Linked DNA regions of Mus musculus: region 1 is linked to region 2. Evidence: chromatin loops called from intact Hi-C (ENCODE). Cell type or tissue: left cerebral cortex. All regions are shown on one strand. Each heading gives the region's core, and the rest is flanking DNA. Links, peaks and the distances in the headings are about the cores only. Region 1 has its middle 2.8 kb from the start of Mir8120. Region 2 has its middle 23 kb from the start of Gm34924.

Evidence for each region. Peaks named below come from ENCODE experiments on the same cell type or tissue, not always from the same donor. Only the 100,000 strongest peaks of a DNase experiment are listed, where the experiment ranks them.
Region 1: a loop joins it to region 2, with 2.3 times the contacts of the local background. A loop is called at or near these places in 2 of 42 quality-filtered maps.

The regions. Positions count from the first base shown.
Region 1 is chr3:65,660,592-65,663,512 of GRCm38, reverse strand. It overlaps a transcript of Lekr1 not described here. Among named protein-coding and RNA genes, the nearest start is that of Mir8120, 2.8 kb to the right of the region's middle. In left cerebral cortex, for the core only: a CTCF peak has its summit at 1,594; no DNase peak of the experiment used is centred there.
Region 2 is chr3:65,556,088-65,559,008 of GRCm38, reverse strand. No RefSeq gene overlaps it. Among named protein-coding and RNA genes, the nearest start is that of Gm34924, 23 kb to the left of the region's middle. In left cerebral cortex, for the core only: no CTCF peak of the experiment used is centred there; a DNase peak (open chromatin) is centred at 1,284.

The sequences.
Region 1 (2,921 bases), core at 319-2,818, 100 kb before region 2:
TGCTCCGTTTGCTTGAGAACCCTTCCAAACCTAACGCTGTCAGGTGCTACGTACTGTTTACTTTCACCCAAATGATAGAAGTGGCCAAGGGCATGGCCCATCATGTAAACACAGGGGTGCACTGGATCCAGGGTGAGTGCACGTGGAAACACGTGTTGCCTTAGTTGTCTCTGCCAGACAGCCAGTCCTCCTGGGACGTTTGCCTACTGTGGTTAGAGACACATGTCTCAAACGTGGTTTCTTCATGACGTTTCCCGTACAGCTTCTAGTTTTCAAAAGAGGTTAGCTGCAAAGACCACTTGGCTTTGTTTTACCCGCCCCAACACATTTGCCTCTACTGTGCTGTCACACTTAAAGCTGCAGATTGCCTTATAAAGCTGTTTTGCATACTGAGCCCCCAAAAGCTGTGGTCTAGAAGTGAGTTAGACCACAAAATACTATTTTTAGGCTTGAGCTCTGTATTTTTTTATTCATCCCATAGATGCAATATAAAGTTGAGTATGTGATGCAGTAAAGGTCCTGGAGTTTGAGTGGCATCTCTCTAGAAAGAACTTCCAAGGCTTTGCTGTTTGTACAGGAACAAACTGTGTAACAAATTTGAATTTGTTTGAGTCTTAGACTTTAATTTTTGAACATATTTCTAATGAGACAAGCTAGATGCTTGCATGATAACTGTCTACTCTCAAATGTGAAAATTAAGACACCGCTACAGGAGCTGGAGAGATGGCCCACCAGTTAAGAGCCCTGTCTGCTCTTCCAGAGGTTCAGTTCAGTTGAACCCTAGGTTCAATTCCCAGCACCTACATGGCAGCTCACAGCTTTCTGTATCTCCAACTCAAGGATATTTGACACTCTCACATAGATGTTCATACAGGCAAGACACCAATGCCCATAAAATAAAAATGAATAATCATTTTTTTAAAAGATACTCACTACAGCAAAATGTTTTATGACCATAAATGTATCTTCTTTGGACTCCTCACTAATGGTAAGTGTTTCATTTTTTAAAAATGTATTGTGTCAATATAATTCAATATTTGTTACATCCATATATTTTTAAAATATGAAGGTATAAGCTCTAATGAAGGCAATTTAACACCTATAGTAAATTTGATACTCAAAACTAGGACAGTGATAACTTCTTAAAAATTAATCTTCCCAGTAACTCAAATTCCTTCCACTAAACTCAAAGGATCCCAATCTGGCCTATAATAAACACCTCATAAATATTAGATATTTCAAAAAAACCTGAAAACTGGGGGCTGGAGAGATGACTCAGAAGTTAAGAGCACACACAGCTCTTTCTGCAGAGGACCCTCTTTCAGTTCCTGCCACCCACTAAGGCCAGGTTAACATTACTCATCACTTCAAATCCAGAGGCTCTCATAACCTCTTCTGTACTCCAAGGGCATCTTCGCTTGAGTGTACATAGAATGCACAGGGAGACACATACACATATCAATAATTCAAACATGGATTTAAAAAAAAAACCCTAAACCAAAAATTAGGAAGTTGCTTATACATAGAAAAATAACAAAAAACAAAACCTTTCATCATTGGCAGTGGTAATGCACCCTGCAGTTCTGACCCTTGGGACTAGGAGGCAGAGTAACCTTGAGCTGTAAGTCACCCTGGACTACACAGCAAGACGCCGTCTAAAACAAACAAACAAACAAACAAACAAAAAACCCTTTCATTTCTGAGATGTCCACAGTTACCTTAATTCACATTATTTTGATGTGTGCCTGGCAGAGGTGATTCTGTTTTCCCTTATATGATGAAGTATGTATCTGTACATTTGATTTTAGATAGCTACTAAATTTACAGGAAACGAGGTATAGTCATTTTCCTAATGTTGTATATCTCTACTAAAGACTTAATGCCGTTCACAAAATTGTCAGCTGGGGTTGTGGCTCAGTAGGGAAGAGTACTTGCCTAGCATGCCTGAGGTCCAATGTCACGTATGGCAATGTGTTGGCTCATACCTGTAATCCCAGCACTTGGGAAGTGGAGGCAAGAAGACCAGAAGTTCAGCATCATACTCAGCTCCACAGTTAGTTCGAAGCCATCCTCAGCCACATAGAATTCTGTCCCATAAAGGAAAATAGTTATATCACCGTAAATACATGCTAGGAAACTGTTAGTAAAAATTGCCAAGCATCATTTTCAGCTTATCAATCCGATGTTATTAAAATAATTGTAGTAGCCCAATTCATCAGGATATAGAGCAACTAGCTAGCACTCCTTAACATTGCTGCTAAAGAATTAACACATTTATTACTTTTTAAGGGATTTAAATTTTTGAAGTGTTCAAAAACTATGGAAGTAAGACATTTGATCTGCCATCTTCCTTTTGTTCCAGAACCTAGACCTCTTTACCCTCATCTCTACCTATCTATTCCCAAGCACCCCTTAGGCTTCCCAAGTCCAGGGATGGATTCAGTTCCGGTCAATTCCACAAGGCTCTTCTATGAGATCAGCCACCCAGTTCTGATAAAGAAGCTCCAAGAAGTTATTGGAAGGGTCATTCGGTGTCCATCAGAGTCTTAGTTATAAAGCTTTAGGGCTGGAAATACTACCGTCTGGGCATGTAGCTAAGTTCCTGTCTGTCATTCAAAAGCCCTGGGATTGAGTGATCGTCAACAGCACATAAAGCTGGCATAGTATAACAAGTCTGTCATTTGAGTCATCCCTGTCCAGGCAGAAAGATCGGAAGTCCAAATCACAGCAAATTAGAAGCCAGCCTGGGCTACATGAGCCTCATTGAAACAGTAAGTACAAGAGAAAGGAAACTAGAAATACTAAAATGTGAAATAAACTTGTTCAAACCACAAGATTGTACAGCTGATAGAAGGGTTGTTGCAGGACAAGTAGGCTGAGTTGGGAGGATCACAAGTTCAAGGCCAACCTAGGTAACTTAG
Region 2 (2,921 bases), core at 136-2,635:
GAGATGTGAGGAATTAATTTGCTTTGGGGCAAAATTTCCATTACTTCTGAAGTGGGTGTGGGAATTCATGCAGGGGCAGAGCTTGGGGAATTGGCAGAGTGGCTGAGGCTGCTGGGAGCAGAACTGCTCATTAGAAAAGGCCAAGGGAACACCCTGAGAGCTGCTGCATGTGAAACTGAGTCAGCGAGCACAACCTGATCACGGAGTGCAGAACAACAGAAACTGCCAGTCATGAGCCTGGGACCAGAGCTTTGCATGCTCCCTCTGAAACCAAATGCCTTCAGTCCACTGATTCTGAAGCTGAGTCCAGATGAAAGGTTCTGAACACTAGCCCAGGAGTGCTACCTCAGTCTCCCCTGCAGCAGAAACCCCTCAGAGAGAAATCAGGAGGAACCCTCCAGATATCAGGCCTGTCATCTGTGCCCATGGAACCTGATCACAGAGGAGCCAGCTGTTAAAACGTGGGTCAGTACTGAAGGCTGAAATAACTTCTGGATCAGAGTTCTTGAGGCTTCTGGGAAGGCCTTTTTTTCTGGCCCCTGACAACAAGCCCTTTAACAATCTAGGGCAGAGGGACTGGTTGACATAGGCACTAGGTAGTGGAAGTTGGGGACAGGAAGAGAAAGGAGGGAGAGACACGAATGGGGGAAGGGAGGGGAATAGCTCACAACTATCATCTTTTACTTTAGTTCCAGTGATCTGATGCTCTTCTGACTTCTGCAGGTAGTAGGCACGCTTGGGGTGTGCATGTATACAGGCAAAACATGTTCATTTGCCTTTCTGCTTTTCTACTGTGTGAGTATTATATGAGGCCTTTGTCAGATGAAGCCTCCTGGGTCTTGAGCTACATAGGATTTTCATTTAGATATTACCATGCCCCAAGTATTGTTACAAGACATTACCATACCTTAAGATCTTTAATCATAGGGGTGGGGGGACCTTTTGGGATAACACTGGAGATGTGAATGAAGAAAATACCTAACTTAAAAAGAAAAAAAAAAAAAGAATGAAAAAAAAATCTTTAATCACCTATGTAAAGCTCCTTTGCCCAGTAACATGGTGACGGGTTCCTAAAGCAGGATTTGGATATATTTGGGGGTTCCGCTTAATTTATGACACTACCATTCCTGCTGTTGCTACACTGTTACTATTAATGGATAAAATCTGATTGCATACCATAAACTAGGTGCTGCTCTGCTTTACATACATTAATGCTTTACATTATCTAAATTTGCCCACGACCCAGTTACTAAAATCATATGACTTTCTTGAACAGACAGGCCTGTGACTAAGTGGCTGCTGACAAACGGCAGTGATTAAAACAAAATTGGGTAACAATGATTCACAAAAACCTGCATTCCCACTCATCTAGCATGGCATGTATACACCAGCAAGTTCATTTTAAGATTGCAGAAGCTGTAGCTTTAGAAACATGCAGGTATGTGTCTAGAGCCATGGGTAGAAGAAACCTGCATTTACAAAGAATCCAGCTACTTTTATAAGAGGCATTAGATACACCAGGTTCAGTCAGCTTAAAAACCACTGAGAACAATGCTAGTTAAACTTATAATTGCTATCTTTAAAGTGAAAACCAGTTTAGAAAGTTTGACTTACACCCCTGAACAAAACACTATTAATGAGAAGCTGGAGGTGGGGGGTGGGGACGATGCAACTCAGTGCAGCATTGTCTAGCACGCACGCTCATGGCTCTGGGTTGCGAGCACCACAAAACAAAGACTCTAACGGCTTTTGAACACTTACTTTAGTTGAGTCTGTAAGCTAAGTAATTAAAGTGATTTTAAGATTAAATATAGGGAGACACAATTAGTTATAAATAAGTTATATAAACATGAAGAATACAGGAACTTACTAACCTAAATTAAATCAAGCGTTAACACTTGTTTGCTTCTACCCTTTTTTGCTTGCTTGTATCCTATCATCACTCATGGCCCATCACTGAAAGGTTTCATCTGCACTGTGAGTTAGTCCTATTTTTATGGCTTAAGTCACTCCTTGAATATTTTTGAGGGGACTTAATGCCTACACAGAACTGTCAGGTGACTCTTCTTCTGAAACTTTAGCCTTACACAAAGATGTTTGTCAGCAATACTTCCTGATATGTGCTAAATCTTTAAAGTAATCAACAACTTTAAATATGACAGAATTTCAGACTGTTATGACGTAATTTAACTGCCATGTAAAAACCCAATAATTAATATGAAGTACAGAATGGCTAAAAACTATTGGAATTCAACTCAGCTCCATTAATTTGCCTGCAAATGAGTAAGCAGGCTGGACAAGTCTGTTTTAAAAAAAACATAATACTGTCCTAAGAAAAAAAATGTACCTATCCAGCTTTTAAGGTTATAAGGAAATCATATTAGTTATTTGTATTTATATAGAAGTTTACAAAAAATATAGTCTCCAAGAATATTTCTAGTATCTAAGTTATTTTTGAAAAAGCATTTCAGATGAAAGTTACAGTCCTAGCGTAGTACTAGGGAACCCGAGGCTAGAGAATCCAAAACTCAAGGTCATTCTGGACAACTAGTGAGACCCAGATCAAAACAGAAGATCAAAAGAGGGTTTGTGATGCAATCGCTTACCATATACAAGGCCTGGTTTCCCTCCCTAGTACTGTAAAAACAAAAGATAAATAAGTAACAGTAAAAAAATGTGGGATGCTGCTAGGTGCACTGACTCTTGCCTGTAATCACAGTACTTGACTGAGACAAAAAGATCTTCATTGGTTCTAGTCCAGCTGAGGTACACACTGAGTCCCAAGACTGCCTGGACTGCAAAGTGGGACCTTGTCTTAAAAATGCCAACAATAAAGCAACAAAAAGCCTATTTTAAGATAAATGTACCAACTATGGAAAAAGCTGAAATTTGTCTGGGATTAGAACTTAATTCATGGGAGG